Regions from separate parts of the Homo sapiens genome. Here region 2 is linked to region 1. A link is a loop called in an ENCODE intact Hi-C map of the cell type or tissue named here. Cell type or tissue: thyroid gland. All regions are shown on one strand. Links, peaks and the distances in the headings refer to the core of each region. The heading gives the core; the rest is flanking DNA. Region 1 overlaps CCNT2-AS1 (CCNT2 antisense RNA 1). Region 2 holds the start of ACMSD (aminocarboxymuconate semialdehyde decarboxylase).

Region 1 (2,918 bases), core at 287-2,786:
AGCTCCTGTTGTGGTAGCAATTTTCTATTGATTTGTTGCTTACTTGATACATGTCTCCCTAACTAGATTATAAGCACAACTGAGGGCAGGAACCATGATTGCTTTTTTCATACTCTCAGAATCTAGCATGGTTCTTGGCCCATCATAAGTCCTGAATAAATTTTGTTGAATGCATGAGTGAATGAAGACTTAGGTCATCCCTCAAGAAAGTCCAGTCTAGAAGGCAGATAGGAATCACAACTCAAAATGAGAGGTGTGCTCTGTTAGAGATAGCAGTACATTTTTTTTTTTGTTTTCGGTTTTTTGAAGGGGGAGTTACTGAGCGATGAAATCCCAAAGCCTAGAAACCAGCACTTTAGGTCCTGAGGAATTTTAACAGAGAAAGTAATATAATCAAATACATACTTTGGACATTTTTATCTGGCACCAAGGTAGAAGATGGGTTGTACCAGACTAAGCCAAGGGGCAGGGGTACAAATAAGGGATTATTTCAATATCCTGCTGAGAGATGAAGACCTGAATTTAGTTGGAAGCCATATGGAGGAAAGAACAGATAAGAAATAAAAGATATAAAATGAGTTGAATCTTTTGGATTTAATGGTGTATTGATACGGGTGAAGGAGAAGGATTAGGTGACTGGGTGATGCCATTCATCAGGTTGGGACTGTAAGAAGTGGAATTAAATTTTGGGATAAAGGGATTGAGTTATATCTGAGGCATATGGTTCTATTGAATACCGTAGTATTGTAGCTTTGATTTTGTGTGTGTGTGTGTATGCCTAATGCTGTTAGGACTTCTTGAAACATTGTCTGCTCTTGACTCCTGAGTATATTTTCCTGGTTTTCCTCCTACCTCACTGGCTACTCTTCTGTGCACAAAGCTGGTGCCTTCATCTAACTTTTTTTTTTTTTTTTTTGAGACAGAGTCTCGCTCTGTCACCCAGGCTGGAGTGCAGTGGCACGATCTCGGCTCACTGCAACCTCCGCCTCACGGGTTCAAGTGATTCTCCTGCCTCAGCTTCCCGATTAGCTGGGATTACAGGCACGTGCCACCATGCCCGGGCTAATTTTTGTATAGCCTTCATCTAACTTCTAAGTGTTAGTGAATCCCAGGAAATAGGCCTAGGGTCTTTTGCGTCTCTACTCTACTTTTTCACCAGGTGATTTCATCCAGTCTCATTTCTTTAAATACCTTTTATACACTGGTGATTTTTCCCTAGCCTCTCTCTTGAACTCTCCAGACTAGAACACTCAAGTGCTTACTTGACATTCCTACTTAAATGTCTAAGAGGCATCTGAAATATAACAAGTCCAACTACAGAACTGTTGATTCTCTTTCCTCTCAAGACTGTTTCTCCCATAGTCTTCCTCATTATGGTATATGGTAATAAATCTACCCAGCTGTTCAAGTGAAAAGCCTGGGAATCAAAGCACCTATGTTTAAAGTATGGATGCATTTAACACCATTAACTACTATTAATCATCTCAAACCTTAAATGTCACCAGGAGTATGTGCCCAGGAAAGTCCTAGTTAGAAAACCCTCTTTACACCCAGATTAAAGAGGAATTCTCGCATCTTTTCTTCTAGTACCTGCATAGTTTAATATTTTAGAGTTAAATCTTTGATCCAATCAGAGTTGTAGTTTATCCATATGTATGATTTGGGAAATGAATCAAATTTTATTGCAGTATTATTTATAATTACAAAACATTAGGAATTATTTAAATGTCCAAATATAGGAGACTGATTGACAAAAGCATGGTGTGCACATGTGTACACACACTTCACATTCACATGCCCAGGAGTCAGCCTTGATTTCTTTCCTCCCCTTCCTCCCTCTTCCTCACATTTAGTCCATCATTAAATGCTGTTGGTTCTGCCTACAAACATATCTCATGATCCCCATTCTTGTATTTATGCCTGAGTCACCATCATTTCTTGCCTAGCCTCCAACTTCCTTTCTTGACTCCCTTTAATAGGTCTCTACAAAGCTGTTAATGTATATGGGTTTCTTTTTTCTTTTTTTCCTCCTCTCCTCTCCTCTCTTTTTTCTGAGACAGGGTCTCACTCTGTCACCCAGGCTGGAGTGCAGTGGCATGATCCTAGCTCACTGCAGCCTCGAACTCCTGGGCTTAAGCCATCCTCCCATCCCAGCCTCCTGAGTAGCTGAGATTATAGGAATGAGCCACCACACCCAGCTAATTAAAAAAAAATTTTTTTTTGTAGAGATTGCTGTGTTGCCCAGGCTGGTCTCAGTCTCCTGGCTTCAAGTGATCCTCCTGCCTCAGCCTCTCAAAGTGTTGGGATTACTGTTGCAAGCCACTGCACCCTTCTATTTTTTGTTTGTTTGTTTTAAAAGAATAACATAAGTCCGAGCATGTCACAGACCTATTAAAAAGTCTCCAGTGGTTTCCTATGAAACAAGATAAAAATCTTGGGCAGGCGTGGTGGCTCATGCCTGTAATCCCAGCACTTTGAGAGGCTGAGGCGGGAGGATCACGAGGTCAGGAGATTGAGACCATCCTGGCCAACAGGGTGAAACCCCGACTCTATTAAAAAAAAAAATTAGCTGGACCTGGTGGCGCGTGCCTGTAATCCTAGCTACTCAGGAGGCTGAGGCAGAAGAATCACTTGAACCAGGGAGTCAGAGGTTGCAGTGAGCCGAGATTGCGCCACTGCATTCCAGCCTGGCGACAGGGTAAGATTCTGTCTCAAAAAAAAAAATTATCTGGACCTGGTGGCACGTGCCTGTAATCCTAGCTACTCAGGAGGCTGAGGCAGGAGAATCACTTGAACCAGGGAGTCGGAGGTTGCAGTGAGCCGAGATCGCGCCACTGCATTCCAGCCTGGTGACGGTACGATTCTGCCTCAAACAACAACAACAACAACAACAACAACAACAACAAAAACTCAACCCT
Region 2 (2,918 bases), core at 163-2,662, 68 kb after region 1:
CAGATAAACTAGACATCTAATTCCACAAAGAAGAGAAAGGCATTGAGAAACCCTGGAGAAGTTTCAGAAATAATTCAGCAAATTAATTACCATTACCTTTTTTAGATCTGGCCATTCTTTTGGTAGAATATGACTATGGATGTCAATTTTCATCTCCACAGGATCAGAGAAGCATGCAAGGAAAGAAGTTTTGATATCAAGAGACCTTTGTGAAAACTGTGGAGTTAATTGATTTACTTAGTCCCTTTACAGCAACCTTCAGGCAGCAGTCAGTAGGCCTGCCCAACCCAGTCTAGGTCCATTAGAACTGCTTTATTAAAGTTCAAAGTTCTGTTTATTTGTTAACCAAGCTTTGGTTAACCAAGCTTTATTTGTTAATCAAGCTTTGGGTCAACACAGTTTGGTAGTCAGGACTCTTGGCACAAAACTTAAAAAAACAAAAACAAAAACAAAAACAAAAAAACAACTGTACTCAACTGTATGAGGTCAAAAGCACAGCAGGATGCTTTGACTTACAGCAGGTCAAAAATTGACTGATTTTTCATTTTAAATATTTTAACTTAGTTGTACATAGTTAATAATTAAATAGTTTGTAGTTAAAAATAAAACCATGCAGAGGGCTTTTACAGAAAAAGGATAGATCCCTGACTCACCTTTTCTTACTTTTCCTTGCACTATTCAGAAGCAGCCAGTTTTTATGATTTTGCTTTTTGTTCAGTTAGTTACTCCCATATCTTTAAATAATATTTAACAGTTGTCTTGTTCATGAAAATTTAACGTGTTGAAAAGTTATGGGGAGGTTTCACATTTTAAATCACAGAAAGAGTCCACTCTTCATATATGTTTTTTCCTCCAGTGCCTTTGTCTTGGACTCATTCATTCATGCATTTTTTTCCTTTTTTTTTTGTTTTTTAATTTGAGATGCGGTCTCACTATATTGCCCAGGCTGGTATGGAATTCCTGGGCTCAAGCAATCCACCCACCTTTGCCTCCCAAAGTGCTGGGATTACAGGCGAGAGCCACTGCACCCAGCTTCATTCATGCATTTAACAAACATTTATGGAGAACTGCTATATGCTGACGATGTAAGGTTGACTGAGAGAAAGATGATACATATCCTAAAGTGTAGGGAAAAGAAGATAGTAGCCATTTCCATTTAGCATTATCAGAGCAGTCAGGGAGGGCTTCCAATATAGCAGAAAGTGGGGCTTATATGGTCATGCCTCTAAAGAGAGCCTGGAACAAAACAGCCCTTGATTGTTCTGTGTTTACCCTTTCCTCTTCCTGAACAGCTTAAAATGTTCAAGGGACCCCAGGTCCCCTGGCAAACCCTTAAACCTGCCTTGGTTGCTGCCTTCAGCTCAGACTCCACAACACATAAATTGAGTAGTCAAAAAGCTTCCTTCTGTAATTCAGCTAGATTCTGGATAAATTATAACAGACAGCTTGAAAGAAAATAAAGGAAATCCTTGAAATCCATTTTTTTAGAAGTTCAGTGAGCTAAAACTGAATGAGTAAGCCTTAAACTAACATGGAGGCACTTGCTAATACTGAGTAAGTAAGTGCAAGCATTTTTAGAGCACTCCCAATGGGCCAGGCACTGGTCCATGAATTTTAATAAAGTCGGTTCACTTATTACTCATAACATTCCTGTGGGGGAAGAACTAGGACCAATATTCATTTTATAGAAGAGGAAACTGAAGCACGGAGAAGTACCTTGTTCATGGTTACACAATAGTGTGTGGGAGAACTGGAATTAGAATCCAGAAAATGTGGCTTCAGACTCCTAGAGATTTCAGGGTTAATATCCCACAAGGGAATGGGAGATAATAATATGGGCTTGTACAAAACTGAAATGCCCTCATTACACTAAAAGTCTTGAAGGATCTAGACCCTCAGGGAAAAAGTAGTCTAGGAAAAAAATCCATTGGCCAAAAAGAGGGAGTCTGTAATGAAACCTGTCTTCACTATGAGGGGAAAAAAAGAGAAGAAATAACAATTTTCTCTGAGAATTTCTTTGAGAATTACTATTCAAGGTCACCCACTAAGATTTTAGTTAAAGTACCACTCACCTACTTCCTCCCACCCTGTCTTAGTCAATTTAGTGTTGCTTTAATAGAATACCTGAGTCTGGATAATTTATAAAGAAAAGAAACTCATTTGGCTCACAGTTCTGCTGGCTGGAAAGTCCAAGAACATTGCACCAGGAGCTGTTTGGCTTCTGGTGAGGGCCACATGCTGAGGTACAACATGGTAGAAAAGCAGAAAGGTATGCAGATGTGTGCAAAGAGGGACAGGACAAAGGAGGCTAATGAGTTTTATAACAACCCACTCTTGGAAGAACTAATCTATTTCTATGAGAATTAATCCAACCTCAAGAACTAAACCAGGCTTGTGAAAAACCCATCTTAACAGCCTAATCACCTCTTAAAAACACCACCTCCCAATGCTGCTACATTGGCAATTATATGTTAACATGTTTTGGTAGGGAGAAATTACATCCAAACCCTAGTACTACTTTTGACCAGAAAAAGGAAATGTAAATCCTCCCTGAAGAAAAACATCCCAATTCTGTCTCCTCAGTATTGCCACAGATTAAGCACCCCCAACAAAGTATTGTCTCACAATAAAAAAATTCTACACACATGAGGAAAAAAGTCACTATGAGCAGGAGTCCACAGATATAATAAATAATAGATTTAAACCTCCAAGAATGTTTACCAAGTTTGAAAATGAGCAAAATGAGACTTTAAAAATGAAATCAAAATAATTTTAATTTAAAAACTCAGTGGAGAGGTTAAACAGATGTAGCTAAAAATAGAATTAATGAAGTGGAAGAGAGACTTTCACACAGAGATGAGAGAATTAAGCATATGTAAGGCACAAAACACACAGGTTAGAACAAGAAAGTTTAAATA

Evidence for each region. Hi-C counts contacts between places; a loop is a spot of excess contacts. Peaks named below come from ENCODE experiments on the same cell type or tissue, not always from the same donor. Only the 100,000 strongest peaks of a DNase experiment are listed, where the experiment ranks them.
Region 2: it touches region 1 in a loop (2.8-fold over the local background); 1 of 110 quality-filtered maps calls a loop at or near these places.

Annotation. Positions count from the first base shown.
Region 1 is chr2:134,903,704-134,906,621 of GRCh38, reverse strand. The region is part of intron 1 of CCNT2-AS1 (CCNT2 antisense RNA 1); the gene reads left to right. Among named protein-coding and RNA genes, the nearest start is that of CCNT2-AS1, 13 kb to the left of the region's middle. In thyroid gland, for the core only: no CTCF peak of the experiment used is centred there; no DNase peak of the experiment used is centred there; H3K27ac peaks cover 1,804 bases.
Region 2 is chr2:134,835,918-134,838,835 of GRCh38, reverse strand. It overlaps ACMSD (aminocarboxymuconate semialdehyde decarboxylase), which reads right to left and starts at 220. Exons shown (of 10, transcript NM_138326.3): 1 at 97-220. The coding sequence starts at 153. In thyroid gland, for the core only: no CTCF peak of the experiment used is centred there; a DNase peak (open chromatin) is centred at 1,605; H3K27ac peaks cover 1,623 bases.